Linked DNA regions of Mus musculus: region 2 is linked to region 1. Evidence: chromatin loops called from intact Hi-C (ENCODE). Cell type or tissue: heart. All regions are shown on one strand. Links, peaks and the distances in the headings refer to the core of each region. The heading gives the core; the rest is flanking DNA. Region 1 holds the start of Nudt19 (nudix (nucleoside diphosphate linked moiety X)-type motif 19). Region 2 has its middle 4.4 kb from the start of Dpy19l3.

Evidence for each region. Hi-C counts contacts between places; a loop is a spot of excess contacts. Peaks named below come from ENCODE experiments on the same cell type or tissue, not always from the same donor. Only the 100,000 strongest peaks of a DNase experiment are listed, where the experiment ranks them.
Region 2: a loop joins it to region 1, with 2.0 times the contacts of the local background. A loop is called at or near these places in 3 of 42 quality-filtered maps.

What each region holds. Positions count from the first base shown.
Region 1 is chr7:35,550,048-35,558,380 of GRCm38, forward strand. It overlaps Nudt19 (nudix (nucleoside diphosphate linked moiety X)-type motif 19), which reads right to left and starts at 5,881. Exons shown (of 3, transcript NM_033080.2): 1 at 5,107-5,881; 2 at 1,407-1,614. The coding sequence starts at 5,757. In heart, for the core only: a CTCF peak has its summit at 3,896 (motif pointing right); DNase peaks (open chromatin) are centred at 5,384 and 5,914; H3K4me3 peaks cover 2,246 bases; H3K27ac peaks cover 2,510 bases.
Region 2 is chr7:35,754,674-35,763,006 of GRCm38, forward strand. No RefSeq gene overlaps it. Among named protein-coding and RNA genes, the nearest start is that of Dpy19l3, 4.4 kb to the left of the region's middle. In heart, for the core only: CTCF peaks have their summits at 2,034 (motif pointing left), 2,621 (motif pointing right) and 5,118 (motif pointing right); no DNase peak of the experiment used is centred there; H3K4me3 peaks cover 252 bases; H3K27ac peaks cover 448 bases.

The sequences.
Region 1 (8,333 bases), core at 40-8,039:
GAAGGCAGGAGGATGCCAGCCTGGGATAAACAGTAAGTTCTATGCCACTTAGTCTGAGATCTATATTAGAAATTTTCTCAAAAATAAATAAAAATAAAGACTATGTTTCCTAAAGTTCACTTGGACAAAACCATACAGCCTATAGTCATCTGAAATAAAGTATCTTAATTGAAGGACTGCCCAGATTATATGGGCCCGTGGAAGTATTGTCCTGATTGTTATTTGATACAGCCCACTGTGGGCAGCACCATTCCTTAGTCAGTGGGTCCCAAACTGAGTAAGAAAGTTAGCTAAGCACAGTTCTTTGTGAGCCAGCTAGCAAGTAGAATTCTCTATGGTTCCTGATGTATGCCTCTGATTGTGAAGTGAGTTTGTTGGTTGGAAGCAATGCTGTGTGTGGTAAAGCTTGAGGCCTGTTTTCAAGTTACTGCCCCAGCTTCTCTCAATAATGAACCATAACCCACAGTCTGACATAAACCTTCTTCCTCCCAAAGTTGTCTATGGTCATGGTATTTGTCACAAGAACAGACTCAAACTTAAAACACGTACATTTTATGATTCTGGCCTTCCCCTCTCCTCCCTCCGTTTTTTGAGACAGGGTTTCACTGTATAAGAGCCCTAATTGTCCCGGAACTCTCAACGTAGACCAGACTAGCCTCCAAATCACAGAGATCCACCTGTCTCTGCCTTCCAAATACTGGGACTAAAAAGCATGCACCACCACAGTGGAGTGACAGTGACCTTTTAATTACTATTCCACCAGGCACAGCAAACCTCGTAACTAAAGGCTAGAGCCTGTGATTGAGCAGTGGAAGGGAAAGGTGGAGCTTTTAGAGAGGGAGAAGAGAGGAAGGAGGAGAGGAGAGGAGACAAGGAGATGGAGGAGACAGGGGAAGATGGAGGAAGAGGAGGTGGAAGGAAGATGGAGCAGAACCATGTGGCTTGGAGAAGTCACAAGTAGCAATGGCTCTCATAGCTGGGGAACAGAGTAGTGCAGTGGTAAATCTGCCCAATCCTTATAAATATTGTAACTGAGTTGTCTGTTCTTTGCACGGGCTTATTGGGGTTGGAGATTTACTGCAACCCTTGACATTAAAGATTATGTCTGAGAACCACACAGCTGAACAACAATAAAAAAACAAACAAACAAAAACTTTAAAATAAAGAAGTTAAGAAAAAGATCCCTCAAAACTTGTCAGGAAGCATAAGCTTTTGTATTGGGCTGCATTCAGTTATCAGGGGGTGCATGGGGGTGGCCTATAAGCAGAGGTTAGCCACACCCACAGGCAGAGGCGACATAAAACAGGCTGTAACTCCTCCCTCTCTGCTGGGCAATGCTGCCAGAAAGCCTGGCTGTACCCAACTCGAATCCTAATGAACAGGAGTGCTATACTTCTCTGACTCACCTGGGAGAAGATGGATGGTGCCATCAGAAGTTAAAAGTATTATTGGCAGCCATTTCTCAGGTACTTCTGATGGGCGATCCGAACAAAATCTATACAGAGCAGAGAGAGAGGCAAAGTTTTCAAGTCTTCTCATTTCATAGAACTGTGGTGGTGCCAGCCAGATTTCTTTTGATAGGAAACATTCAGTTGCCTCTGATGGGGACAACCACTGTAAGAGACAAAGGGAGAAGCTTTGTAAGATGTATTGAGTCACCAGTCAGATCTGTGGTCGTTAGATGGGGATACAAGATCGATTTGATGTGAAAAACATTAACTTATCCAAAGGCCTTGCTAGAGCTCTCCGAGACAGCATAACTTTCAGAGGCCCAGACACTGCCATGTACCAATCGCCCTGCTTAGTCAGGAGGCTGAAGCAGGAAAATTGCTTGAGTCCAGGAGTTGAAGTCCTGCCTGGGTAAGATAATGAGGTCCTGTCTCAGAAAGAAAGAACCGGAGGCTAGAGAACTGCCTCAGTGGTTAAAAGCAGTTGCAGCTCTTCCAGAGGGCCAGAGTTGGGTCCCTAGCATCTACACAGGACAGCTCACAACCATCCATAACTCAAGTTCTAGGGGATCCAATGCTCTCTTCTGGTCAGCTGCATGCGTGTTAAACAAAAATAATCAATAACAACCAAATAATAAGTATAAATAACAACACTTAACAACAATAAAATGCCAATTAAAATATTAATAATTAGTAAATAAAATTCAAAAATCCTTTCAGTCACAAGAGCTAAACCCACACGTTACACAGCAACTCAATAAAATCTAATTTTTTTTTGGTTTTGTTTTGTTTTGTTTTTTCGAGACAGGGCTTCTCTGTGTAGTCCTGGCTGTCCTGGAACTCACTCTGTAGACCAGGCTGGCCTTGAACTCAGAAATCCGCCTGCCTCTACCTCCCAAGTGTTGGGATTAAAGGCCTGCGCCACCACTGCCTGGCAATAAAAATCTATTTTCAGACACCAAAAATGCCTAACTATAAGTAAGTAAATAAATATATAATAGAATGAAGTGAGCCCACCTATCTGCTTAAAGTCAATCCCAGTCCAAGAGCACTGGGGGAGACTAAGTAGCATCCAGGAGTCTTACTGACTAGAGCAGACTGGAGCAGACTGGGGCAGACTGGAGCAGACTGGGGCAGACTGGAGCAGAACTTGGAAGGCTCACTTAGTATCTGGTGAGCATGTGCCGAGAAGTTCTACCCAGAACTGAACTCCACAGCTCTACTGACTACTTACCTGGGCCTGATGACGCCCAGGGAAAGAGCAACTACCTGGGAGGTTGCTGACTAAATTCTTCATGCTCACCTGGATCCAAGACGTTTTCTAGTTTTCCCCAGCAGTATATTCCTGACAGAGGGAAAGCCTTTTTTGAATGTAAGGAGCTTTTCCACTCAAGTGAGCAGGAATAGAACCACAGAATAGAACGTCAGGGAAATGAGCCCCAAGGATGAATGCTACTGTGGACCCACTTGCAAACCATTTTAAACACACCTCAAAAGGGTAAAGTCCATCTCTAATAACTTAACTGCCTTCCGGGGAGAGTGCAACACTAGTTAAGAGAATAGAACAAAACCCTGCATCCAGCGACCTAAAAACAATGCTAACATGCACTCAAAAACTTCAGAGCATGCTGACGTCAAGCGCAGGGAAATGCAGTCCATAACTAAAATGCATGCACATGCATAAAATAAAATCGTTTGTTAAAAAGACAAATTTAGGGCTGGAGAGGTGGCTCAGTGGTAAAGAGCACTGACTGCTCTTTCTAAGGTCCTGAGTTCAAACCCCAGAAACCACATGGTGGCTCACAACCATCTGTAGTGGGATCCGATGGCCTCTTCTGGTGTGTCTGAAGACAGCTACAGCAAGAGTACTCATATACATAAAATAAATAAATAAATCTTTTAAAAAATGATGAAGTTAAAAACAGGGTCAAAGAGAAGCTCAAGGACAATTTTTACTACAGTTTAAGAGCACAAAGCTATAGATCTCAGCAGGTGCTAGCAGAAGGGAGATGGGGTGGATAGAGAGAGAGAGAGCTATGCTTTAAGTGGTCACCTGGTGGACGGGGTTAGCAGAGTAGCTTTAGAGAATGTCTGGGCAAGCACACCCAGGCTTTGGACAGTACTTCAAGGAAAGGATGAAAAAGGCATTTGTGAGTGACTCAAGAGAAGCAGGCAGGTCTGCATCCTCCATCACAGAAGCTCTGTAAGTATCTGTACCAAGAGGCCCCTGAGAGGAAGTCTAGGTTATGGCAAACTGACAAACTCCTGTTCTCAGCAGTTCCATTGGTCCAAAGATGTAAAGGAACTATCAACATAATAAAATAAAAAGGAAAAAAATTCAAAAAAAAATTAAATTAAAAAAAAAAGGAAAAAATTCGCTTTATAGTTAGTTACTTTTTATTCATGTATTTTTGCCTGCTTAGAAATCTGTACACCAGATGAGGGCCAGAAGGGGGCGTCAGATCCTCTAGTACTGAGGTTACAGGCAGCTATAATGCTTCCAGAAATACTATTTACAGTTGATATTTCATTTAAAAAAAAAAAAAGCAAACTTAAACAATTGAGCTGGGTGTGGCAGCACACGCCTTTAATCATAGCATTTAGGAGACGGAGGCAGTCAGAACTCTGAGTTCAAGGTCAGCATGGTCTACAGAGTCAGTTCCAGGACAGCCAGGGCTACAGAGAGAAACCCTGTCTCAAAAAAACACAATCAAATATTAAAAAGCAAAAAAACAGCCATTGAGTTTACTCAATTGGAATACTGAGAGGAAAAGGTTGAAATGAGTGAACGAGGCATCCAGGTCCAGTGGGAGGCCAAGCTGTCCAACATATGTGTAACTGCAGGTACAAGAAACAGGGAGTGGCGCGAGAGACTGGCTCAACTGAGATCTGGAGAGGAAGCATCCCGCAGAAGGCCTGAGTTCAGTGCCCAGCACCCATTCAAGGTAGCTCACAACCTTCCTCAACTCCTGCTCCAGGTGATTAGACACTTCTGGCATCAATGGGCACCTGCACTCACGTGCATATACTCTCACACCAGAACACAACTTAAAATAAGTCATTTTGTTTATTTTACAAAAAGGAAAATAACGGGCAGTTGAAAACATTTTTTTGCATAAATAAAAGATGAACTTGAAGCGGTGGCACACTCAAGACCTCGGGTCCTAGGCCTGAAGCCTAACTAACTGTGCCTGGTGCATTGCAAGTGACACGAAAAAGAAAGGGAGGGAGGGATGGAGGGAGACAGACAGACCAACTCGCGCGCGCGCACACACACACACACACACACACACACACACCTACCACGCGTGCGCATGCAGAGAGAGAAAGGGGTTAGAAAAAGGAGAAAGATGGAAAGGGAAAGGAGAGAGAAAGCGAAAGACGAAGGAAACGGGAACAGAGAAACAGGAAGAGATGAAGAAGGAAGAAGAAAGTTAATGACTGAAATCCTATAATGTGTTCTAGAAACCCGAATGAAAACGATTTAGGGCATGAAGTGAATTGGGAAGTGTCCAGAACAGGCAGTTGGGAGCATTGCCGCGCCCCCGCTTAGGGTGAGAGTTGAGTCCTTGAGAGCCTAAAGCAAGGTCACGCACGTGCGCCTTTGGTCTGGGGTAAGGCTCAGCGCATCCCGGGGGGCGGGTCCCGCGACCCCTACCTGGTAGCCCACCACCTCGGCCACGTCGGGCTCCACGCGCGGAATGTCGCGCAGGCAGCACAGGAAGAAGGTGGTGTCGAAACGGCGGATGGTTCGCCCATACGGGGTGAGCCATCCGCCCCAGTCGTGCAGCGCCCAGATGTCAGGCGTGCAGTCTAGGTGCGCACACAGCTGGAGGAAGCAGCGCGGGTCACTGCGCACGCGCGAGCGCCATTCGGCCAGGCCGGCCGGAGGCGACAGCGCCTGACTGGGCTCCTGAGAAGCTGGAGCCGCGTCCCGCGGCCGCAGGAGCAGCACCCCCGCCTCCTCGAAGGCTTCGCGGATGGCACAGATGCGCAGCGCTACGTCATCGGGCAGCGCCGCGGGGTCCGCGTCGCCGTGGGACAGCCCGGGGAAGGGGGGTTGCCGAGGGGGCTCCGGGCCTAGGCCGAAGCGCGGCGGCGTGTGCCGAGGCGCGAACAGACGCACCCAGTCGGGTGAGCTGTCGGCCGCGTCCAGCACGCCGCCCGGGAAGACGTGCGCGCCGGGCAAGAAGCGCTGGTTTTGTGCTCGCTGGAGAAGCAGCAGCCGGAAGCCGGCCGGGCTCGAGTGGGTCCAGCCTGCTGCCAACATCACGGTGGCTGCCCGCCGCCAGCTGCTCGAGCTGCTCATGGCCGGCGTCCTTCAGATCCCCCTTAGGAAGTGGCCGGGTCGTAGAGTGGTGTCCAGAAGCCCTATAAATGTTGAGGGCCTGAAAAATCCGGCCTGGCGGCTTCCGGAGGTTTACTTGTGGGAGGAGCGTGATTCCCGCGCCAGAGCACCTCCTCGAATGCCCTGCGCTTCAGTCAGGGTCATTCTCGCCCTGTCACAGCCCTGTCACAGCTGCTGCAGTCACCAGCCAGCCTCTGGGAGCACGGGTGCCAGTGTGGAGTGGAAAATAATTTCTAGTTGTGAACCTTTCCCACTAAACGCAAACGACTAGGACTTTGTCCCCTACGCTGGCCTGTTGCCTGTATAGGAGGTTCCAAGGTGTCTGGAGCTCTCTTGAACCATGCTAATAAACGAATGGGTGGATCAGATGCCAAGTTAGACTAACTACTCTGTAGTTTGAATGTCTTTGGCTAGTCCCTGTCCCTTGGGGTAGTCTGTCTTAAGTTGTAGATGTTGTTATTGCCTGAGCACCTGAGGATCAGGGAAAATTATCTTAGTGTGATTAGTTCTCTTTCTACGTGGGAGATGTTTAATCCTAGACTAGCAATGCTTCCCCCTCCTCTCCAACCTTTTTTCCTTTTTTCTTTTTCTTTTTGTTTTTGTTTCTTGTTTTGTTTTGTTTTGTTTTTAGACAGGGTTTCTCTGTGTAGCCCTGGCCGCCCTGGAACTCACTCTGTAGACCAGGCTGGCCTCGAATTCAGAAATCTGCCTCCCAAGTGCAGGGATCAAAGACATGCGCCACCACTGCCTGGCTTCCTCTCCAACTTTTAAGTGGCTGGAGGACTTGCACTTCTATTTTGTTTTTTGGAAACAGCTTGTTTCTGTCTCCCTTTTTGCAGCTCTCTCTCAGTCACCAACTCTTGTAAATCCCATCCTAACTGATCACATATTTTTAGGGTTTCGGATGAGTTAGGCTGTATTCTTGGGGCTATAGAGATGTTTTTTGTTAGTTTTGAGAAAGTATTATTATGTAGTCTTGCTTTTTTGGGAACTTGCTATGTAGACGACCAGGCTAGCCTTGAACTCACAGAGATCTATCTGCTTGTCTCTGCCTCCCCAAGTCTAGGACTAATAAAGGTGTGTGCCAGCCTCATCATTTTGCAGTTGACTTTGGTTATTTTTAATGTTAACCTGTCTAAAGATGGAGCTGTCTGTGTACTTACTGCATCTCCAGAAACAGAAAATGGGGCCACAGGTTGAGAAGTATCTGCCCTTAGTAAGATAACCTGCCGCCGCCGTCTATCTGTGAGCCAACAGACTACCCTTGTCTAAACTGATGCTCTTGGCACTGACACGGGAAATTTGAGCTGAAATTTATTCTAAATCTATTATAGAGCCCAGGTGTCATTATGGGAACTTTTTTTTTTACACTTATTACTTACTTATGCAAGTGCCATTGAATGCATGTGGCGCCCAGAAGACAATGTATGTCCTGGGTCATCAGGTTTAGCTGCAAGTGCCATTACCTGCCTCCTGCCCCTTCCCCCAGCCATCTCACCAGCCCCCTACATTAAAAAAAAAAAATCCTCTTTCCTCCAAGTGGTAACAGGATGATTCCCGTGTCTTTAAAGGACATACTGACAACTGTACAGTGACTCAGATGTGTGGGCCTGGCCTGGAGGCTATAGAATGTACTAGGCAAGAAACAAAAGCTTCAATGAAAAGAATGGTAATAGAATAGGAAAAGGGGACTGGTTTAAAGTGCATTTGGGAAATAGACAACACAATGTGGTACTTGACTGACTATGCAGAGCAATGGATAGGAAGGAGTTAAGTTCTGACTTAAGAGGCTGGTGACCTTCCCAGAGTGATAATATTATGTGTGAGACACTGCAAGCTTTGTCAGTATACTTGTGTAATACTTGCCAACGCCAATAAGGTTAAAAAGTTACTACTACAGATGCCTAACCTGTTACACAAGAGATTAAACTTTTTCAGGAAGGGCACATTCACTAAAATGGCTCTGTGGTTTTGTGACCCTTAGTGTTTGGTTTGATAGCAGCAGTCTTGTTCCCAGATTCTGGCCACTCTAGAACAAATCAACCAAGGCCTGGAGTACAAAGCGAAGCAGCAGACGTGGTGCTCATGCATTTATTTTTGTAGTGCTAGAGGGTCATAACCACACCTTTGGCTGTGCTAGGCAAATATCGCACCTCTATACGGCATTACTGTGGTAATGCCTGTGGTTTTCTGAGACAGTGCCTGACGGTGTAGGCCAAGACGGCCTCATGCATCTGATTGTTCAAAATCAGCCTATGGAGTCCTAATGTGCATCTGCACAGTCAGAAAGAAGCTGGGTTTTTCATTTATTTGTGTGTGTATGTGTGTGTGTATTCGAGTGTTTGAATTGCACAGAAGTCCATGTGCCTTCAGAGGCTAAAAGAGGTGTCTGATACCCATGGACCTGAAGTCACAGGAAATTATGAGCTGCCAAAGTAGGCTCTAGGAACTGAACTCAGGTCCTCTGTAAAAGCAACAAGCACTCTTGACCACAAGCCATTGCTCCAACCCAGAAACTGAATCTTAACCATCTCCAA
Region 2 (8,333 bases), core at 188-8,187, 200 kb after region 1:
GGTTACCCAGTCTCGGGGGACCTTCCCAGCTCTACCTCCTGCCTCCAATGTCCGGCTATATGCACTTTCGACGTTGTTTAGTGATAAAATCCGCAGACACTTTTGGGTCTCCAAAGACATGCCTCTCAGTCCCCACACCCCCAACCCATCCACACCCATCCTCCCGCCGCCGCCGTAGTACTGCTCTGGCCTTTGTTGTTAATTCTCCTCCTTAACATGCACCTTCAGTATTGAGTCCTAGATGTTCCTCTTATCTTTAAACTGCTTGTCAGCATCTTTTCCCTCTCTTTGAGACAGGGTCTCACTTTCTAGCTCTGGCTGGCCTGAAATTGCGTGTGGACCAATTTGGCCTCACGTCTGCCTCTGCCTCCTGAGTGCTGTGACTAAAGGAAGGTGTGCGCCAGACTGAGTTTTGGTAGTGGATGGCCCACTGAGATCAGTACCTACGAAAAGGCAGCCTGTCATCTAATTCCAACAAAAATTGTTCCATACACCCTGCCTTTCTTAGCTACCTGTCCCTGATAGATCTTTTTCTCTTTTGGTTGTCGACTGTTAATACCAAGAACACACTGCTCAGAATGCTTTATTAGATAGCCCCTCACCCCACACCTACTTAAAGTGATTTGTGGAACATGTAACTGGTGTGAGGCGCATGTCCCTGAGGGGAACAGTATTCAGCTGCTGCTTCATGTCTGTAACACGAGGCAAGAACTGTCATAAGAACGTCGGGTCGTAGTGCTTCTCATAGAAAGTGGGTGCGCACTAAGAGTAAAGTCTGAGATTTAAGGTCTTAGATGGCGCTCCTGTAGTCCTGCTGAGGAAGGAGGCTGCCGCAGGAGGATGACAAGTCCAACTCTTGCCTGGGCCATATGCAGAGACATAGAGTACTGGCTTGTCACAAGCATGCAGCAAGACGATGAGTTGTAGTGAAGCACGATAGAAAGGCAAGGGAAATTATGGAGGAAGGAGAAGGAATTTCCCCCATTCCACTGCAGATCTAGATGAACCCTCGCCAGCTGCAGGCAAGGATCCCAGCACAGAATACTTGCTGTAAAGTTTGCTAACAGAAATGATGAGTTCCTCTCATGGATCTTATGTTAAACAGGGTCTGCTTTAAGGCCCGAGTGTACTTGACCTTTGGGCCTCATTCCTTTCCCCCCCAGATTGGAGTTTCAAGGGCGATGCTTACTAACCTTTATTTACACTAAAAATATCCTACCTTAGGGCTGCAGAGATGGCTCAACAGCTAAGGGCTGCTCCTCCAAAAGACCCAGGTTTGGTTCCAGAATCCATGTGGCAGCTCACAACCATCTGTAACTCCAGTTCCAGGGCATCTGATGCTCTCTTCTGGCCTCTGTGGGCATCAGACAGGCATATGGTGCACATATATACATTCGGGTAAAACACCGATACACATACAATAAAAGTCCTATAAAGAGCCTTCCTGCTCTCCTGTGATGTTGTCAGTGGCAGTGCTGACAGGTGTCCCTCGGGAATCACTCTGATGAATGAAGAAAGCAAGAGGAGGGGCTGGAGAGATGGCTCAGAGATTGAGTACTTGGTGCACCACAGTTAGGCTCCGACACCCATGTGAGTCAGTAGCTTCAGTTCCAGATGCTCCAACACCCTCTTCTGGCTCCCTGGGACCCCTCCGCCCCCCCCCCCCCACACACACACACAGACACAGACACACAAATAAAACTGGATCTTAAAGATGTAATTAGAATCATACTTAAAGTCACAGGACCCAGGTTCAGTTCCTAGCACCTACATGGTGGCTCACAACCATCTGTAACTCCCATTTCAGGAGATCTAATGCCATCTTCTGATCCCCAAGGGCGTCAAGCATGCACGGGGTATACAGACTTGCAGGCAAAACATTCATAAAAAAATATAAATAAGGGGGTGGTTGGAGAGATGTCTCAGCCGCGAAGAGCACTGGCTTCCCCTTCAGAGAACCTCCATTGGATTGCCAGTACCCACATTCTCAGTGAATCCTGTCCTCTGGGATCTGATGCCCTCTTCTGGCCTCAGTGGGCAATGCATCCATACAGTGCAGACGCAAAACATAGACATAAAAGACATTGTTAAACGTTTTTAAATAGAAGTAAGTCTTTTAAAAAGTATTAACTTGGGTGATAGCCATGGAGATGAAGAAAACGCAGCAGATCTGGGATATTTAGGTGCTCCGTGCAGCTGGAGTAGTGTGGGTGTCTGTACGGATTATGTAAGAAGAGGGAGGAAGCTCTGCGGGCTCCTAGGTTTCTGACTTGAGCAGTCAGGACCGTGGGACGCATCAAAAGAGAAAAATAAAAGCAGGCTTGAAGTGTTTAACAACTTATAGGGGAGTTGGGTTTTTTGTTTGTTTGTTTTGTTTTGTTAACATAGGCAGAGCTGGTTCTGCTCAGGAAAGCTGACCTAGAACTGCCTGATCAGCCACCGCAGGGCTGGCAGCTGGCTCTAGGCTAGTTGCTGCTCACAGGGCTCTCCCCACAGGCTGTTGGAGTAGCCTCAAGACATAACCTCTGAAACCTGGGGGTTTCCTAGGCGTCTGTGGTAGAGGGAGGGCAATGTAAAGGTGGGCTGATCACTTCATGGTGGAGACAGCAGGGGGCAGCCTTTCTCCCTTCTCACTTTCACAGGATTTGGGCTGGGGCTGGAAGCCCCAGTTCTGTATGACTGAATTGTGAGGCTAGGACACAGGGCAGTCCAGTGTCAGCCTTGGCTTCTGTTGGATTGCTCACTTAGGGGAGGATTTCAGGGTTATGTCTTGAGGCTACCCCAGCGGCCTGTGGAGCAGCCTCCAGTCAGCCACTTGCCAGTGAGCTACCCTGTTAGTAGATCGGGGAGCTCCTGGACAGCTTCGGCTGATAGCAGGATCCATCCTGGGCAGAACCACCTCTGCTTATCACTCTTATACATCGAAACTCTGAGACAGTAGATGGTTATTGTTGTGAGGGGACAGGTTTGGGAAGGGGGCTTTTATTATATATACAGTGATAGGTAATCAATGCAATACTGATCATCAATATGGACATGGCATGATGTATATTTCCTTTTATATATTCCCATTTAACTGGATATTAGGGTATATATTTATAGATATATAAGTAATTTTTATATAATATATAAAATTTAATGTATGATATATAATATAATATAATTATAGTATGTGATAATATATTATATATAGTTTATATATTATAATATACTACATTGTATTTATAATATATACTATGTATGTCATAATACAGACTATAAATAATATATAATATTGAAATATTTATATGAATGTTTTATCCACGTGTATGTCTGTGCACCTACTGATGCCCAGGAGACCAGGACAGGGTAAAGGACCCTCTGAAACTGGAGTTACAGATGGTTGTGAGTCACCATGTGGGTGCTAGGAATCAAACCCATGTCCTCTGCAGGAGCAGCAAGTGCCCTTAACCACTGAGCTCTTCTCCAGCCCCTGTCTTTTTGTTGCTTATTTTTGAGGCAGGTTCTCACTCTGTAGCCTGGGCTGGACTGAAATTGCCTATGTAGACCAGGTTAGCCTCCAAGAGCTAAGCTGCCTGCTTTTGACTTCTCATGCTTAGACTGATGGCATGTACAATAGTATGCCCAGTTTCTGGTTCTATGCAGTTTTAAGCAAATCTGTAGGAACATTCTTAGACATATACAATTCTTTAGGAAATGTGTCTAGAAATAGAGCTGAAAGAACTCATGTTCTCGTTTGTGATAAAAGTTGGCAAACGACATCGCAAAAGGATGAACAATTCCATTACTTTAATTTTTATTACCAGTTTGTATTACAGCTAGGATTTCTCTGTACCTTTGCCAACAGTGAACATATTTAATTAATCTTTGCCAATCTTAGAGGGAAGATAATATATCATTACCTTAGGTTTTTTTTTTTCAGGGGTGGGGGGATGGCCTGCTGGGGCTAGGACACAAGACTTTGCACATGCTGAGCAAATGCTTTACCATTCGTTATAGCCTCACTCCTTGGCTCTTTGTTTTTGCAGCAGGGCCGTGAACATGGTGTATAGCCCAGGCTAGCCTTAAACTCATCTTGTAGCCCAGGCTGACTGTGAAATCAAGATGATTCTCCCTCGTCCTTCTAAGCACTGGATTAGTGCACTGCACCACCATGCCTGCTGTATGTGTTCGTTAGGTAAAGGCAATGATAGCGGGGGTTTTTATTTGTCTCTACTCTGGTTGTTCTTTTTATACGCTTTGTCCTGCACAGGTATTTAATGTCTTGTGAAGCGACCCTCTGTTCGCTGTGAGTGTATACTTACTATTTGTCATGGCCACCACAGGCAGCTGCTTCTCATTACTGTGTGATCGGTTGGCTGTCTTCTGCTCTGTGCGATCTCCCAGGTTTATAGGATCAAGTCTGTCGTCCCCAGAGCTCACAGTGTTTCTGAGCTCTTTCATTGTGAGATCAGATTTCTTGAGTACTTTATTCTAGTATCTTGAACTGCAGATATTTTATATAGGTTTTTCAAGACAGGGTTTCTCCATGTAGCCCAGGCAAGCCTAGAACTTGCTCTTTAGACCAGGCTGGCCTCAAACTCAAAGATCTGCCTGCCTCTGCTTCCCAGTGCTGACCTTAAAGGCGTGTGCCACCACCACCTAGCTTCAGAATCTTCTTAATATGGAATAAGAAAGACTTAGATAATATTTTTCTAATTGTTCAATTATTTCATGGCCCTTACTTGAATGTTTAAAATTACTTATACTACATAATAAATTCTCATGGACTTACAGCCAGCTTGTGAACCATTATATTTAAATTACTTTTTACAAATTATTACTTTTAAAAATATATAATTTATTTTTATTTTATGTGCATTGATGTTGCCTGCATGTATGTCAGTGTGAGGGTGTCATATCCCCTGGAACTGGAGTTACAGACAAATGTGAGCTGATATGTAGGTCCTGGGAATTGAACCTGGGTCCTCTGGAAGAGCAGCCAGTGCTCTTAATGACCTAGCCATCTCTCCAGATCCTTTGAATTATTTTTATATTTTGAATTATGTTCTCTTTTTAAAAAGAGTTTATTTTGTGTTTGTATTCCAGCCAGAGTGCATGCAGTGCCCAGGGATGCCAGAAGAGGGCGATAGATTTCCCCCTGGAACTGAAGTTAAAGGCAAATTGTGAGCTGCAGTGTGGTTGCTCAAACCAAACTGGGTCCTCTTCAGGAAGATCAGGTGCTCTTAACCACGAAGCCCCTGTTTAAATTATTTTTTCAAAGAACCAAGGTGCATGCCTATAATCCCATATCCTTGGAGGCTAAGGCAGAAGGCTAGGTAGAGGGCTGAAGCCTCGAGAGCTCTGTGATCAGGAGCAAATGCTGCTCTGGTCCCCAGCACCCACAGCGGCTGCTCACAGCTACCTAGAGCTCCAGTGTGAGGGCGGGCACTGGGGACCTTTGGGCACCTGCATTCACATGCCCCTCCTTCACACATATCATTTGAAGAGTATTTTTAGGTGAAAACAAAGATAAAACAAACAAACAACAAGGGCTGGAGACACCATGAAGTGGCAGAGTGCCTGCTTACGCACATAAGGCCAAGGGTGTGGTTCCCTGCACCAGCAACCGATGTACCAGCAAACAGAGCCAGTGCATAAGTCAGCAGGCCTAAAACGACTGTCTCTTTGTAGAATGCTTTTCTCAGGTTTGAGACAGCAATGGACATTATCCTACTTCTAGGCATGAAAAAATAATTCAGCCACTCTGTCTATTGTCTTGAGAAATGTGAAACAATTCATGATCATTGACATTACAGTGGACACATAGATATGTGTGGGAAAAAGGAGACCTTCACAATACAGCATCTGCGACAGAAGCGGATACAGTCTGGCCCAGGGCTGTTGAGACTGTTCAGAAGTTAAGTGTTTCATATCTGAACCTATTTCTAGTTAGGGTGTGGCTCAGCCCTTAACATATGCCTTTAATCCTTCTGGCTGGAATACAGACATGCCATTAGTACACACCATTAATCTTACACAATGAAGGTCAATTTAGTTTGTAGAAGGAAGCATCCATGTTTGAAAGTGATGTCTAATTGAGGGGCAGACAAAGTGACAAACCAGAGAAAGATTTTACAGAATAGGATCTGCCCAACTCTCAGGAGAAGAGAGAGGAAAGGGAAGTTACTTAAGGGAGAGACAGACAGACAGCACAGGAAAAGGGAGTACAGTGCGGGAATACAGGAGAGTCCACGGAGAGCAGTGCAGTGGAGGTGAGAGGGGGGAGGAGGAGGAGGAGGAGGAGGAGGAGGAGGAGGAGGAGGAGGAGGCGGAGGAGGAGGAGGCAGCTTTACTGGGAATTGTACAAAGACAGATTGAAGAGAGAGCAAGCTAGATACAGGTAAAGATAGAATGAGAAGGAGCCAGAAGACAGACGAGAAAAGACTGCTAGAGTTAGAGGCTGAGCAGAGGCAATTCAGAAGCTGAGAGAGAAGCCAGATTGAGTCAGTCAGCTGGGAGAGGAGTTTGAACAGAACAGCTGAGTTGAACCCGCCAGGTAGAGTTCAGAAAAAAGTAGAGAGAGTGAGCTTATTCAGCAGCAAGTCTCAGAGATGGAAACATTCTAGGCCTAGATTAAATTGTACAGAGGCTAGAAGCTTCCAGGACCAAGTTAGCAGACAGGCAGACAGCCATGGGAATGGCCATTACTACAAGAGAATAGAAAACTACTTTTACAGCTCAGAGCATTTGGTCTTGCAGAGGACCTGGGCTCACTGTCCTTTTAGAGCTTCCCCTCCCTGTGCTGGGATTTCAGGTGTGCCACCATACTGGTTCTCAATGTCTTCATAACATAGCAGTGGTCCCCAGTTTTTGGTCAGGATTATTATTTCTCTATCCCCTCTTTCTATAAATATATAAGTATGTTCATATATAAATATGACTAAAGTCAGGACAAATGGAATTCCTAATATTTTCTGCTAGGGTTCTTTCATACATTCCTTGTGTATGGCTCTAAGTCAGGAACCACAGAGGTAGATCTGTTTTTGGCATTCTTCTCAGCCTGGTTCAGCTCACTTAAGTCGTTTGTGATTTTTGTAGTTCTGAGAACGAACTCCAGCCCTTATGCACAGCTGACAAGCACTCAACCACTCAGCCACACCCCCAGCCCCAACGGGGGGGGGTGGGGGGTGGTGGTGGTGGTGGTGGTGGTGGTGGTGGAGAGATTCTAGGCAGGGGCTCTACCACAGAGCCACGCCCCCAGCCCCTCCCTGGGGGATTCTAGGCAGGGGCTCTACCACAGAGCCACGCCCCCAACCTCTCACTGGAGGATTCTGGGCAGGGGCTCTACCACAGAGCCACGCCCCCAACCCCTCACTGGAGGATTCTAGGCAGGGGCTCTACCATAGAGCCACGCCCCAGCCTCCAGGCTAGGTGGAAGGTGGGATTCTAGGCAGCTGCTCTATCACTGAGCAATGCTCTCAGCTCTAATACATATTTATAAAGGAAGCTGTACATGTTTGTGTGCTTTGTTAATGCTCACAGATCATTGCACCGTTGCATGGGAACTAACAATGTCTCCTTTCCAGCCTTTAAGCATCTGCTGATATGCCCCCCTTTCTGTGAGGGTCTGCAAACAAAGCATTTTGAAATATTGTTAATATTTTTCTCTTCCTCTGTAAACTCTGTGCTATCCAGATTTGAAATGGTTTAAAACCAGTGAGTGACAGAGTGGATTGGCATAGGCAGGCATGCCATTAGGTGAGTGCAACCGGTCAGAGTTAAGTTCACAGAGCTTTGAAGCCTCGGTATTTTTTTTTTCCCCTTCACACCTGCTATTCTTCATACCTCGACTTCTCTGTGCTCTTTTTTTTTTTTTTTTAATCTCCATGGTTACCTTCTACATTTCTTTTCATTTTCAGGGCTGGGATCAGTGTTGTGTGTTTCTGAATGAGGGAGGAGAATAATCCAGCTCTCCAGTGACAGCAGAGGATGGTGCTTGATCGCATTCGCTTTCCAAGTGGGATGAGTCCCACTTGTGCCCGCTTCTCATGGAATAATCAGTGGCCTTGGCTGCTCCTTCCAGCTTGCCTCTCTGGACTGCTGTAATGCCACTTCCTGGGCAATGGAGAGCTCCGTCGTGGTATCTGAGACGGAGAAGCAAAGCCCCCCTGGTGACAGATACCTAGGCAATACTGTATGGCCTCAGATTATTTTTTGGGTTCTCTTATAGGAATAAGTAGAACTTTGTGCTGAAATGGATGTGCTTCTAGAACTCTCAATCCAGATATTTTGTCATCCCAATTTCGTGCTGAGCTAGGTTTTCTCTAAGGCTCCTCAAGTATTCTCCTAGC